3 separate regions of the Mus musculus genome follow, and all the other regions are linked to region 1. Evidence: chromatin contacts called from ENCODE Hi-C or POLR2A ChIA-PET data. All regions are on one chromosome and are shown on one strand. Each heading gives the region's core, a stretch centred on a gene start or an enhancer-like site at or near the end of the contact. The rest is flanking DNA. Distances are from core to core; before and after follow the strand shown.

The links. Hi-C counts contacts between places; a loop is a spot of excess contacts on that map. ChIA-PET counts read pairs that join two places held with the same protein, here RNA polymerase II (POLR2A).
Region 2: a map of heart shows a loop between it and region 1 (3-fold over the local background). The contact joins the promoter of Basp1 here to the promoter of Zfp622 in region 1. A Hi-C loop is called at or near these places in 3 of 37 maps with a recorded cell type or tissue (Patski, gastrocnemius and heart). POLR2A ChIA-PET finds 5 or more read pairs at or near these places in 1 of 5 experiments (embryonic stem cell).
Region 3: a loop to region 1 is called in a map of T-helper 17 cell, with 3 times the contacts of the local background. The contact joins the enhancer-like site here to the promoter of Zfp622 in region 1. A Hi-C loop is called at or near these places in 2 of 37 maps with a recorded cell type or tissue (T-helper 17 cell and left cerebral cortex).

Annotation. Positions count from the first base shown.
Region 1 is chr15:25,981,840-25,986,820 of GRCm38, forward strand. Zfp622 (zinc finger protein 622) reads left to right here and starts at 2,527. Exons shown (of 6, transcript NM_144523.3): 1 at 2,527-3,344; 2 at 4,959-4,981. The coding sequence starts at 2,711.
Region 2 is chr15:25,411,711-25,416,691 of GRCm38, forward strand. Basp1 (brain abundant, membrane attached signal protein 1) reads right to left here and starts at 2,054. Exons shown (of 2, transcript NM_027395.2): 1 at 1,842-2,054. It overlaps Gm48957 (predicted gene, 48957), which reads left to right and starts at 2,480. Exons shown (of 4, transcript NR_168943.1): 1 at 2,480-3,439.
Region 3 is chr15:25,439,689-25,444,669 of GRCm38, forward strand. All of the region lies in intron 1 of Gm48957 (predicted gene, 48957), which reads left to right. Among named protein-coding and RNA genes, the nearest start is that of Gm48957, 28 kb to the left of the region's middle. Within about 2 kb of position 2,270, at least 1 of the 3 ENCODE cell types and tissues checked has a DNase peak (open chromatin) inside an H3K27ac peak, as active enhancers do.

The DNA.
Region 1 (4,981 bases), core at 1,277-3,776:
CTTTCTGCAACAAAGAAAAAAAATGAGATTTTACCTTTGCACTACAAAATCGCAGTTTTAAGAAACACTGAATAGACTCTGCCCTGGTATTATTCTAGTGTTGGGTATGGGGCCATGAAAGGGAAGCCTGTTTTCACGGAACTTATACTCAAGATGACTAACATGATGTATGACTAGGCCTTCTGATTTGTGCATAATTATAAGGTTTCCCTGGATGCAGGACTTCCATTGCTAAGCCTGGGAGAAAATAACAAACACTAGTAGTAGCTGCTCTCTCAAAGCAATCCATAAAGTCCACCTGGCCCCACTCCGCTGTTCTTCATGGACTTCTGACCAGGCCTTTCACATTAGATGAGCTGAGAATACTGTAAAAGTACTTAGTCAGGGAGCCGGGTGTGGTGGCGAACGCCTTTAATCCCAGCACTTGGGAGGCAGAGGCAGGTGGATTTCGGAGTTCGAGGCCAGCCTGGTCTACAAAGTGAGCTCCAGGACAGCCAGGGCTATACAGAGAAACCCTGTCTCAAAAAACCAAAATAAATAAATAAATAAATAAAGTACTTAGTCAACACCAGAACTGCACAGGCAAAAGGGAAGCTAACTGCCACCCTATGAAGACAAATATTACTATGGGGAGATTCAATTGACAAGGAAAGAACATCTCTTACTATTAGCCAAGCGAGTCTTCTCTGATGAGACTCCTCCAGCCATGGTAAAATACTAACCCTTCAGGTTACTTCAGCCTTCGCCACAGGTTCACCATGAACTCATGTGAGAGTACATAAGAACCACCTAACTCGGGCACGCTTGCCTTGCAGAAACTGAATGTTTTGATGCTAAATACTAGTGATTCAATATAGCACAACAGATAACAGTGATAAAAAGCAATACCTAGTAAGGACTTAAGAAATGGGGTGTTGCAGCAGTATGTAGCAGAGGATTGCATTGTTTGGCCTCAGTGCCAGAGCATGTGCCTAATCCTCTAGAGACTTGATACCCCAGGGAGGGGCTTTGCAGGAGGGGGGTCACCCTCTCTGAGGTGAAGGGGAGGGAGTATAGGGGAAAGAACTCTGTGAAGGGGACTAGGAGAGGGCAACATTTGGGATATAATTATAATAATAACAAAAACAACAACAACACAAAAAAAATACTGGCATTATTTTTGACAAAAGGCTCTAGAACCCCCCCCCCCCCAAAGGCATTTGGGCAAAGGTTTACAAAAGGGAGCAAGCTGGCAGAAAGATATTCAGGCAGAATAGCATAGCAACGGATTTCTAACACAATACCAAAAATATACTTGCTTAACCTGTTAGAACAATTGACATTGAATCAGGGTGAGTTAAAGGCAGGGATAGAACAGAGGATTTGCCAGGCAGTGGTGGCATACGCCTTTAATCCAAGCACTTGGGAGGCAGAGGCAGGTGGATTTCTGAAGGTCGAGGCCAGCCTGGTCTACAGAGTGAGTTCCAGGACAGCCAGGGCTACACAGAGAAACCCTGTCTCAAGAAAAAAAAAATCGAACTGATATGAATTGCTGCTGTTATACACACAGGGTCTCCAAGGTTTAGTACCCACGATGGAGCGTAAAATCACAGATAGATCCTTTTAAAGTTTTAGATGCTGAAAGAGTATTTCGATCATTAAAAGCAACTTCACCTAGTTTGACTTTTTTGTTTGTTTGTTTTTATTAGGTATTTATTTCATTTACATTTCCAATGCTATCCCAAAAGTCCCCCACACGGTCCCCCACCCACTCCCCTACCCATCCACTCCCACTTTTTGGTCCTGGCGTTCCCCTGTACTGGGGCATATAAAGTTTGCAAGTCCAATGGGCCTCTCTTTCCACTGATGGCCAACTAGGCCATCTTCTGATACATATGCAGCTAGAGACACGAGCTCTGGGGGTAATGGTTAGTTCATATTGTTGTTCCACCTATAAGGTTACTTTCTCTAGCTCCTCCACTGGGGGCCCTGTGATCCATCCAATAGCTGACTGTGAGCATCCACTTCTGTGTTTGTTAGGCCCGGGCATAGTCTCTACTTTGACTTTTTATATGGCTACTTGGATTTAAAAATCTCACATGTGGCTCGGATTATATTTTGTGGGACAGTGGCTAGGCTGTACTTTCGGCTCCCAGCAGGGAATCTTTTCTGTTCAAGAGCTCTGACCGCCCCCTTCGCTGCAAAGAGCTTGGGTCGGTTTGGCCTCCGGAAGTTCCACGCTGTCGCCACGTTTGATCCCCCTTTCCAGAGGCGCGAGAGACAGTCTTGACGGGATCCATCTCTCAAGAGCAGTCCCAGAACCATCCCAGGCACCCACGCCCTTCTTTCCCTCACAAGCCCATCCCTCTGACCTCGTCACGGCAAGCGACACAACCGCTAAGCCCTCAGGAGGCAGCGGCATCCTCCAGGCACACGCCCACCTTTGATTGACAGGGCGGATCCAGGCGCGAAGAGAGCGACATGAAACTTCGTCATTTCCGGGGACCCAGGCGGGCCTTCTTAAGCCAGCTGCCAAGAGTTTCCTGTGCGAGTCGGAAGTTCCCTCACTTAGAACTCGGAAGTTCCCTCACTTAGAGCCCGGAAGCTGGTGTCTGGTGTGTCTTTTCCTGGCTGTGGGCGAAGGAGGTTCTCTGCGTTTGTGGGACTAGAAGGCGGCCGGTCAGGCTTAGAAGGTTCTCGGCTGGGTCGTCTCTGTCTTCCGGGCCCGGGGATGGCGGCTCTCACGTGCATCACCTGCCGGGTGGCGTTCCGCGACGCGGAGCTGCAGCGGGCGCACTACAAGACGGACTGGCACCGCTACAACCTGCGGCGCAAGGTGGCCGCCATGGCCCCGGTGACGGCCGAGGGCTTCCAGGAGCGGGTGCGGGCGCAGCGCGCGGTGGCCGAGGCGGCGGAGGCGAGCAAGGGCGCGGCCACCTACTGCACGGCGTGCGGCAAGAAGTTCGCCACCTTCAACGCCTACGAGAACCACCTCGGCTCCCGGCGGCACGCCGAGCTGGAGCGGAAGGCGGTGCGGGCCGCGAGCCGGCGCGTGGAGCTGCTGAACGCCAAGAACCTGGAGAAGGGGCTGGGCGCGGACGGCGTCGACAAGGACGCCGTGAACGCCGCCATCCAGCAGGCCATCAAGGCCCAGCCCTCCACGTCCCCCAAGAAAGCGCCCTTCGTGCCCACGGACGAGTGCGGGAGGGCGGCGGCGGGCGCACGGGGCGTCCCGGAGCGAGACCCGACGGAGAAGCCGCCCCGGCTCCAGTGGTTCGAACAGCAGGCGAAGAAGCTGGCGAAGCAGCAGTGGGAGGACGGAGAGGAGGAGGGAGAGGAAGAGGAGGAAGACGACGAAGACGAAGGTAGGTAAGGGTCCTGTCGGGGTTGGGGCGAGCGGGAGGCTCCGGGAGACATCGCGATGGAGACGAAGGGCTGGGTCCACGTTCAGCGATGTCGCCCTCCCCTGAGGCCCCCAGCCCGAGCCTTCTTCAGTGTTTACCTTTGCGACATCCATTCCCAGGCTGGACCCTGACTTTCTTCTTATCCTTTTACCGCAGCCTTTGAGGGAGTGGGGTTCCAGGCCCAGGGCATCCCGCCTGGATTTAAAGATGTTTCCTGGTTTATGACTTTTAACTAGTTAAGCAGATGGATTGTAGGCCTCCATACTTTTTTGGTGTTTTTTTGGTTTTTCGAGACAGGGTTTCTCTGTGTAGCCCTGGCTGTCCTGGAACTCACTCTGTAGACCAGGCTGGCCTTAAACTTTAGAAATCCCCCTGCCTCTGCCTCCCAAGTGCTGGGGTTAAAGGCGAGTGCCACCACTGCCGGGCTGTAGACCTCCATTCTTATGCTTGCTCCCGGACGCACCAAACTTCGTGTGGACCCGAAAGGGAACAGTATTTGGGGATTTCTATAGGACATTTTAGAGTGAGGGCAGAAGTGGTTTAAATGCCTCACTGCTCTTCATTTCCACAGGGCACTTTGTCTGTCTGCGTCTCTGTGGTGGATCCAGGACCTAGGGCATTGATTAAAAACAGAATAAAAGAGTAGAGGCGCATTCTTAACGGGCAAAACATTCTTTTAGTTTGGATCAGGAAGGGTTACACTGGTGCACAGAAAGCTATGCTGTTGGCACGCTGCTGTAGAATGTGTGGTTAGAATGGCTTAGGATTTTACATTTCACTTAGTTGACTAAAACTGAGTGAGGGTTTCGTGTTGCCTGCAAGCCTGACTTGTGGGGCTCCAGCCAGCCCCAAGGTTCCTTACTTTGTGAGTTCTTTATTCACCCCCACGGCACTGTTGATACTGACAGTGTTTGTGTTCATGTCTTGGTCGGTTTATACTTCTGTAACCAAGCATCTTAAGCCTGGTAATTTATAAACAACATGAACTTATTTTGCCACAGTCATGGAAGATGAAGTAAAAAATGAAGCTACTGGCACCCTGACTGTTTAGTGAGGGCTTGCTCTGTGGAGGGGTATTTTTCTAAGCCTTACTTAATGATGGAAAAGGCAGATCTAGGGTGTGTACTCATGGAGGGGGAGCAAAACACAAAAAAGGAGACTTGCCAGTTCATTTAAGTCCTTTTCTTAGGACATCAACTCACTCATGAGGTTCCTAGAGGTCCCATGTGTTACATTGGTGACTAAGTTGAACTTGCATGGACACATATAAACAGAAGCATTCATATAGCAGCCCTGCACACACCAAAATATACACTAAAGTATTCCTGTGAAGTGCAAATGGTAGACAGCTACTGAACCAGATAGGAATCCAATTAACTTGGTGTCCAGTACTGGGCTAGGTGCAGTAATGCATAGGAAAGAGGTTAGCAACTATTTTATAGAGCTTCCTGCTGGAAAAGAAAGATTAAAGAGGTTTTTATCATTTAAACTTGTCTGGGGGTATTTGATCTCTGATTGTGCTTGCTTTATCACACCTTTAAAAGTAAATTTATTTTTCAAAACTTTGGCTTAAAGATTGGGAAGATATTGATTCCGAT
Region 2 (4,981 bases), core at 804-3,303, 570 kb before region 1:
AGGCCATCTTGTTCGTTCAAATGCCAAGATGTCTTAATCTGTCCCAGGTGGTATCACCAGGGGCAACACCATCGCTGGTCTGAGACTAATGTTATTTGGTCAAATGCCCCGCAATAAAGATCTGTCAGGCAAACAGCTAATTGGTGCAAACTAAGAAAACCACCATCCCTGCAGTGCGTTACATTTGAACAGAAAGAACAATGGACAGTTCTAGAAAGGAAAATAGCACTGTGTGTTTAAAAATAAATGTATTAAATCCACAATTCCCCCTCCCTTATTTTTTTTTTTTTTTATGATTGAAATCTGTAAAAAAAGAAAAAAAAAATGGGTAAGATGTGAAACCTTGAGGTGGGAGGGGAAACAAGACCGCGACCGAGCCGCGCGGAGGGGGGGGGGGGGTGGCATTTGTGTCCAAAGGTTTTGTGAAACATTTAGGGCAAACGCCTTTGTTCCTGGGCTCCGGAGGGGAGTGGGTGGATGGATGATGGGGAGATCAGATGGGGCTGCCTGGCCCTCCACACCCTGCTCTCCGGCGCATGCGCGAGGCCAAGACAAAGGAATAGGTAATTACAGTCCCGATTCATTCATTTTGCCTGCAGTACCGGAGGTCTGTGAGCCCTTGGTATATTCCCAGGGGTAGGGGTTAATCCACACCCCAGCAGCAGTCCCCTTGATACTCGTGTTTTATTCTAGCCCGCCACGTAAGTGGCCAGTGGTCTCGGCCAAGACAGAGGTGTGTCAGCTCCCGTGCAAAATCCTGAAATCGCACCCATGTGCGCTGTGCTCCTTTGAACAGCGTGAAAATCACTGGGGCAGAGGCCGTCCACCGAGTTCGCTCCAAGGCGGAAACGTCTCGGGGGGAAGCAGATTAGGAACAGGGCCAAGCGTTCGATGAATATTCATGAAAAGAATGCGGTCCCCAGCCACGCATTGTGTGCCATCCGATCCAGGGATTCTGGTTTTTTTTTTTTTTTTTCTTTTAATGGTGTGGGGAAGCGGGAACCAGACGTTGGGTTGTAGCGTTTGAGCTACGGGGGAAAAAATCTACAGAAATCTTGGCTTGCAGAAGGGTTGAGCCCGCTCGGGCCGCGGGCTGTCAGGTTCAAGCCCACACGCCACCCCTCCTTCCCCCAGGCTGGGGCGGCGGTGGAGGCGCGCGGCCCGCTCTCTGAGCGCAAGGCTCAAAAAATAAAATAAAATGCTGGCGACGTCCACAGGTTAGTGGGAAGACAGCTCAGCCGCAGACCAGGCTGGGGGCTTTAATCTGCCCCGGACGTGCACACCGCCTTCCGAACCTCGTGTTCCTCGGTTACCCTAAACCAAGATCCAGGAGTCCCGAGGGCCAAGCCACCCCCGCCCCTTCCGATCTGACCAGATTCCGCGTCTTCTTTCTCCCTCCCCACCCCACCCCACCCCCATCCTCCATCTTCTGTTACTGCGCCCCTCACACCGAGCGCCTTCTCCGTGGCTGTGCGGGTTCCGCTGACAGAAGGCTGGGTTCAGCCCACAGAACCGTGGCCAGTGGTCTCGGTGCTGTCACCAGCGGCTCCCCACCCTCCACCCCCTCCCTCCCGAACTCGGTTCGTCCGCCTCGCCGCCACCCCCTCCAAGTCCCCCACCCTACGAAAGGCCGAAGCTGTCCACCTGGGGGAGAGCATCACCTTGGATTTCCAAATGCGACAGAACCCACATAGAGGAATCCCATGCCCACTGTGTCTACACCCGGCCGCACCCCGGCTGCACCGTTGGAGAACCCTAGGCTTCGGGGTGGGGCGGGGCCCTGGGGAACCGGTGGCCCGGAGTCCGCGGTGGCCTTAGGGACCCACGGCGCGCCTCCTTACCGGCTTTGGGTGCCTGTGGCGGCCCTGGGTGAGCGCGGTGCCTCCAAGGGGCCCGGGTGGCTGGTGTCGTCCGGCCGGGTGGCTGGTCGCTCAGCAAAGGCTCTCTCTCTCCCGGCTCGACGGCGGAGCCCGGAGCGTGGAGCGAGTTGGAGCGCTGCCGCCACCGCCGTCGCCGCTGCCGCTACTGCCGCCGCCGCTGCAGCCTCTGCATTTCTCGATCGCTCCCCCTCCCCTTCCTGCCCAGCGCCCTCCCCCCCGCGCGTCCGCCCGCCCAGCTCCTCCGCTCGCCGACCCCGCCCGCCTCGCGCCCGCCCCTCCTCTCCCAGCCCGCGGCCCGCACCCCTCCCGCTCCTTTCGCGCCCCGCCACCCAGGAGGGGGTCCCCCAACTTCTCTCCACCAGCAGCCACTGCGCCCCGAGACGCCCCGTGATCCAGCGCCCCCCCCCCGTCACCACACCCGCACAGTCACCCCCACCCACTGCTCTCCACATCCAGATCCCTTACCCGCCTCCCCAACAGTCTCTGTCAGCCCCCCTCCTCCTATTCCCTCCTTACACGCCCCTCCATTCCCCCCCCACCCCACCCCCACCCCCACCCCCGGCGGGACTGTCTGTGGATTTCTCTCCTCTCTCTGTCTCGCACACATTTTATTTGAAAGCATTGAATAAGTAGCTCAGGCTCTCGCTCAGACTTAAGGGGCTGATGAACTACGCCCCCGCCGCAACCAGCTTTCTCTGCACCCCAATCCAGCCCCGCTCCAGACGACGGGCTTAGATTCTGCTATCACGTAGGCAGTGAGCCTGGGGAAGATGCGATGCCTCCCTTGAAACCATCAAGACAGATATCCGCTGGTTTTAGGGTGTCCCCCAAGGCAAGCATCTGGGACGCCTCCGGCATATGCTCGCCCTCGGGGCCCGACCAGGAGGCTCCAGCTTTGCAAGGCGCCACCGCCCAGAGCTCAGGTCTGGGTTGGAAGGGTGGGCGGCACCGCCTCAGGGTACGTTCTCCCGACTTCGGAGAGAAAGAAAGGAAGAAATGCACCCTAGGAAAAGGGGCTTCGACTTTTTGTGCCTGTGCTTTCATGGAAGTCACCAGCTCTCGGCTGCTTAAGATGCTACTCAGAAGCGCGCCCAGCCAGGCTGTGGCCATCCGCGCCAAGTCCTCGTGTCCTGGTCGACGAGCACTTTGGGTAGCACCGCGACACACAATAGCCACCACGGTTAGGAGATATGCTCGCTATGCTTACCTGTTGGCAAAAATAAAATGCAAAATAAAAATTTAAATTTGGAAACTAACACATGGTGACATCTTCTAGAACCACAGCTCTTTCTTCAGACAAAAGCCAATTTTACCATCCCGCAAACCCATTGAGCCCTGGAAGTTCCGTTCGCGGCACTTTGGCGCCCTCTGGCTTTATCAGGGTGGCTTGCTTGTTCTGCTTCGTCCTGAAAGAATAGCGGAGGGGGGGGGGAATGGAAATGTATGTTGCCTTCTTGGTTGGATCTCCCCTCATGAGTGAAGCACAGATTTGGGATGAGCTTGCCCTCCACGTCCGGAATAACGAAACACAACTACATTTAGGGAGACGAATGCCAAAGGTAAGTGCTGTCAAAATCGCAGATTGGGGGGGGTCACTTTTTTAATAGAAAAATAAATAACAGAACTTTAATAAGATTGGCAAAGGAAGTGCCACATCTTAAACCAAAAAGTGATTGGGGGGGGGGGTGAAAATATTTGTGGTGGCTGCCACTTCCTCCCCCTCCTTTTCTTCTTTCTTTCTCCTCCTCCTCCGTCTCCTCTTCTTCTTGTTTTTTTCTTCTCTTCCTCTTCCTCTCTATCTCCCTCTTCCTCTTCCTCTTCTTTCTCCCTCTTCTCCCCATCCCTACCCCTCTATTCTCCCTCTCTCTTTCTCTCTAGATAAATAGATATACTAATTGGTTGGTTGGCTAATATTTCTTTCAACCTTCTCTCACCCTCCCATCTTCCCACTGCTTAAACTAATTAAACAATCAAACAGTTCAAGAACAGGAAATCAAATCACAATTTAGCTATGATTTGAGGATTTCTTTCTCTTATGTCAGTATACCACCTATAAAGCTATTTGGTGTGCTATGGTTCCGACAACAGCACCAATTATAGCAACCAAAAATGTTTCCAGGTATGACCAAATATCCTCTGGGGGGAAAAAAACTGGTTGAAAGCTGGTGAGTTAGTTTTAAGCTCCCTAAAGCACTGGTATATTCTGTTAACTAGATGAATGTGTATAATGTATGGTATTTACTGTTTGCTAAAGGAGCTAAGGAGTGTATGGGTTGGGGGGGGATGGTTACACAGTGTGCGTCATTCATTTAGGATTTGGATATTTTTTTTATCCCGGTGATCATCTTAAAATTAATGGAAATTTCCACGGTATTTTCAAAATAAGCCTATAGGTATTGTCTTCCATTGTGTATCCTCATATTTAATTTTAAAAAAAAATAACAGATAAGATAACAATTATTGTTCAATCGCTTCAGTGCTGCTGGCTAAGTTTTTAGGATGGAGAGAGGAAAAACAAGCCTTCCAAAGGTGTGCCTGGAATACAGATCACTGGTTACCATGGAAACAGGAGGCCAAAGCTTATATGGATGACCGGAATTGCAAATCTCTCTCTTTGTTGTGGTCTCTGTCAGATTTGTTTGCCCCCTTCTTAATAAAAGATTATAAATGAAAAAAGGGGGGGGCTCAGGACAAGGGTGCAGCTCAGATATGGAGCACTTATCTGTGATGCTGGAGGCCCTGACTTCAATCCACAGGGTCACGTGTGTGTGTGTGTGTGTGTGTGTGTGTGTGTGTGTGTGTGTGTGTGTGTGTGTGCCTGCACTCATACATGGAGGAGATTCAACAGAGACATGAGGGGGAGCAGCAGTAAAAGGGGGAGGGTCATCTCTGGCAAGGCCTCTCACGTTCTCTTCAAAACGTCTTTAAAATACACATGCAGGCAATCAGTGATGAAGCTTAGAGTTTTGGAAAATCCCTGCACTGTCTGGTGTGAATGTTACAGGCTCATGAGTGTCAGCACGTAAAGGGTTAAGGATGTGATTCACTGTAAACTTGCTTAGCCTTCGCCATCACCGCCTACAAAAAAAAGTATGCTTTCC
Region 3 (4,981 bases), core at 1,020-3,519, 540 kb before region 1:
CTTGAGTGTAAGCATGTCCATGAGCGATGTTTGTGGACATGTGTGCGCATGCTTGTGTGCAGGAGGGAAGCATGTGTAGTTGTGTAAGTCAGAGAAGACTATTCCCGGTGGTGGGCCTTGACCCCTCCCTTCTTTGAGACAGGGTCTCCTCTCATTGTTCTCTGTTGCATACAACAAGAAGCCAATGGGGAAATTCCCCAATGGGACAATTACTGATCACTTGTGTGAGACCTACATCCATGGCAGATACCCTCATAAGGATACATGTATGGTGTGAAGAAGGTTGGCTTGGTGGGCCATGAGCCCAGAAATGCTAACAGCTTCTCAGAGTGTTAGGATCCGTCTGTGAGCTCTTGGGAATCCTCCAGTCTCAGCTTTGCATCCTGCCCTAGAAGCACTGGAATTACAGATAGTCTACTTTTCATGGGCTCTGGGAACCTGCCTCAGCTCCTCACACTTGCAGCAAGCCCTTAGTGCCCTGTGCCTAATTAAACCTTTCACTAGGGGATAACGAGTGTGAGCCTGAGGAAAAGAAGGCTTGCCCAGAAAAGCAATGGACTCCCGTCCAGCAAAGACTCTCAAAAAGAGAACTGCTGACTTTCATTCAAATCACGACAGGTAAATGCACAAATGCCATTATCCTATAAGGGACAAGGTGACATTATCCATTACTGGATCTCAGAGTGTTAGGATCCGGTGTGACATGCATGGAGTCCCAGGTCACCCTATCTACCTTCTGAGACTTGTGCCCTAGCCTGGGGTTGCATGGCTCATACTGTTACTACTCTTACATTCTCAGTGAGCCTCTGATTGTCCTTCGCCTCGCTGCGGTTAATTACTAACTTTGTAACACGGGAAACTCCAGCCAAGCGATTTTATCCCCTTTCCCACTGTAAGTCAATGAATCCGGGAATCTGTAAATTTCCTTCCACGGAGGCTATGGATCTTTCCTATGAGGTCTTGAATGTAGAACACACTCCAACTCTCTGGAGGGATTCATATAAGGCTCTGTGCTTGTGTGGGGGAGGGGGCGATTAACTAAGCCCCCCAGGTTCCAAGGGTCTCAGAAGTCTACCCCATAAGAGCCCTTGACAAGCCAAGGCCAGTAAGGAACAAGGTCTATAACTCAATGTTTCTCTTAGACCATCCCCTTACACAAGAAAACCCCTGAGTTCTGGTTTCAAGGACATGCCTTTAAAGAGACATGTATGTACCATACCAGAGACTCAAGGGTCTCTTCCCAAACACTTGTCCATATAGGTTGTTGGTTCAGGAGAAACTCTTTTTTAATTACGTGGTAAAATGAAAGAAAACAGCTAACATTTTTTTAAAACCCATAAAACTTCCTTTTCTTTTTGGCTTATTTATGAAATATCCACCCCTGTGGTTCTTCATAGTAGCTTCACAACAACTTTTTGGAAGCATGGACGAAAACTGATCAACCAGAACAAGCATGAATATCACAAAATTCCCGCTAGGGGGCGCTGTAGTTTAAAAAGCTCCAGAACAAACTCAAAACCCCTAATTTAGGTAACACCGGTCATTTTATTAACATGCCAAAAAGGAACTGTTTCTGGGGAACGAAATGCTACTGTTTCTCAGACGTAGCACAGCAAAACAATTTCAGAAGGCACTCACGGGAAAATAAATTTTTAAAAAAAAAGTATTTTTCTGGCCGCCGTTGCTAAAAAGTAGCTGACTGAAGCGCTCAGGGTTGGCCCCAAACTAAGGTCAGAGTGTACGTGCCCCGGAAACCCGAACCAGCCCAAGAATGCGCACGAGGCTTCGAGCCCAAAATATCACGAAAAAAAATCCTACTCTGTGCCTCGCTACTCCGCCCTCATCCCACCCCCCCACCCCACTTCTGCTGATACCCAGAAACAAGAAAAAGTAGGCAAGTGGCAGACCCTTGAAAGTGAGAATTTGGAGTGGCAGAGGTTTAATTTCATTATGTGTCGCATGTGCGCTCCCTGAGGAGGACACAGCTTACTTGTGGAAGGCGTCATGTGACAGGGAAAAAAAGGTCAAGCAGACACCTTCCCCTCTAGCTGAAGCAGAGAGATGCGAAGCGAGTGCCAGGGACCAGAACCTCAGACTCTGATCCAGCCCAAAGTGGTTGATTGCTTTTTCATTAGTCATTTTCAAAACATAAATTATTCATTACTCTAAAAATAAAATCCTAGTCTAGGAGTTGAACACCCGAGGGCTTGGGACAAGGCAAAGGGAAGCCAGGACAGAAATTTTGAACAAAGCTCAGCCAGTGTGCGCGTGCGCACTGGGCACCCCGGCCATCGGAAGCATCCTTCACACAGAAAACCCTCACAGTGCCTGGGGCCAAGGGAACCCTTCCGTTCATTTGGTCAGAGCTAAGGATAGGATAGCATTTCAAACTGCGTCAAGATCCCCTTCCCCATCTTGTGTGATGTTCTTTGGAGATGTAATCAAGTTAAAAAGAAGCCATCAGGGAGAGTCCCCGTCCAGAGTGACTGTCATCTTTCTGAGCAGAGGACGTTTAGAGATACAGAGAGACCTGCCATGGAGCAACAAAGGCAGAGACTGGAGTGGCATATCTATAAAACAAAAGACGCCAAGGACTGGTGACAGCCCAGCAGTCAGGAGCAAAGTGCTGACCAGCTATTGCGTGGAAGCCCCTGGAAACGTCCCTTCCCAGGCCTTGATTCCAGACTCCTAACCCTTGGATCTGTGAGAACACAGGGTCCTGTTGTCCAAGTCACCCGGCTTGTGGTATTTGTTCTGGCAGCCTAAGGACACTAACCCCAAAGTCAGAAAGAAGTCGATGGAACAGAGGAACCCTGTGAAGAGACCCTTAATTAATGCAAGGTCCTGGGACATTCTCTCTGTTCTTGTCTCCCCTTTTCTCTGTTTCTTCCCTCTCCCAGTCAACAGTTCTCGGTGATTTCTGCATCCATTTGTGTGACTTAAAAGACCAAAAAGCTACATAGTCTGCCTGGTGTTTTAAACCACTGTGCTCCCGCGAGTCTCAAAGTATTGCGGTAACTTTTTCCTAATCTTAAGTCATTGAGAAGGGAAAGGTAAGAGGGCAGCATTTACACTCTGTATATAGGCCATTGGCAGAGTGGTTCCTTAGCAAGCACGTGACTCCAGGTTCAATATGTTATATAAGAAAAAAATACTGGGGGGTGGGGAGGAAAGGAGGAAAATAGCACATAAAGATAACATCTCTGAGATGCAAAGAAGAGTTGAATTTCCTATCTTAAGTCCTCATCTTACAGAACTCCGAAGAAAGGATTTCCAGCTCCCTCTTTCACTCGGTTACCCTGTATTATTAATTATCACTTATAAGAATAAATAAATGGCTCAGTGGTAGTGGCACACGCCTTTAATCCCAGAACTCTGGAAGCAGAGGCAGACAGATCTCTGAGTTCCAGGCCAGCCTGGTCCACAGAGTGAGTTCCAGAACAGCCAAAACTAGCTACCAAGAAAAACCCTGTCTCAAGATAAATAAATTAATAAATAAAAAGAATGAATAAATGTTCCCAAATGACAGCTCATAAGCAGCTGCCTTTAGGAGATGGTCTGTGCATGGCAGCATGCCTCCTGAGGACTTTGACGGGGGATGGGCGGTAGGCAGATGTAACCATGGTCCCATGAGAGGCAGTGAAGCTGAAAAATTCCTCTGTCTGGTGTTGTTTGTCTATCCTCTTAGGACCACACACCCCATTGGATGGTTCCCAGATCATGGTTCACTTAGTTGCATCACAGTTGCAACCTAGAAGCTGAAGGTTGTATCATATAGCCTGTGTGTGAAGTAGACTGTACCATCCGGGATTGTAGTTATGAATCACGCAGGGACAAAGTCACCATTTTAACAAGGTATTTCCTAGAATATGTTTAGGTACACAGCTTAGACAGAAACGGCTCTGGTTTCTGAGAAGCCGTAAATCCCAGAACAGAATGGTTCAAGGGCATTGTCAGGCTCTCCTGTTCCACTGCCTACGAGAATTGCTCCCTCTGCCTATTCCATTCTAAGAAAAAGCCCCCTCCCCCAACCTCAGAGCCATTGGAACGAGTGGGCATAAGCAGAGCTAAGTATTCTCCCTTGGTGCCCTGCCTCCACCTGTCCCCAAGATGGGAAAGTCATTAGCCGGTTTGTTTAGGTGTATCACTGTGCTGAGGTGCTCAGTGTCCCCTCTGCCAGTGGCACTCGGTCTCCAAGATGGGCCCTGCCTTAGGGGGTGGCTCCAAACTAGAACCAGGTCCCTAGCATCACCCTCTCTCCAGATGACAGAATCCCTTTTCCTTGTGAGCTTCTGAAGAGTTGAAACATACAAGCATTTCTAAAAGAACTGAATGAAATCCAATAGAAATCGAAGAAATACACATTGAAATACAAATCCATGCTGAATTTCCCCACAACTCACAGGGTCTGGTGCCATTTCTCATCCAAACCCAACATAAAATTCAGACAGTAAAAATCTCCATGGAAAGGGCCATCTCACCCCCTACCCCACCCCCACCCCCACCAAGCACATCGCCTCCTACGCAACTCAGACTGTGTGATCAAAGGCATTTATGACCTAGGGCTTAGTCTTCTGATGACTGGTAGGTTATCAGATTCTCCACATGTCATCATCCAGCTTGGGGGGTAGGAAAAGTAGCTTCAGGGAGTGGCTCGGCCCCATAGTCTCATGTAACGGAGTAATTGCTGGAAGCGTAACCACAGAATAGACGTATCACTCAGGCGAGATGAATCACAGACGCATCACAGTTGATCTCAGTGACAGCAAAGTCCCTGACAAGACAGATGATGCAGGATGAGGTCACAGGAAGATAGGATGCAAGGGATGGGACACAAGTCCCCCCAGGAGAGAGAAGGGACGAGATAAGAAGCCACTGTGTCTGGAGTTAGGAAGTTGTTAGAGTAGAAGCGAGCTTCGTGTTCCTGGAGTAAGGAAGGCAGGAACTCTCATGAGACACAGTTGACTTGGGAGTCAGATGA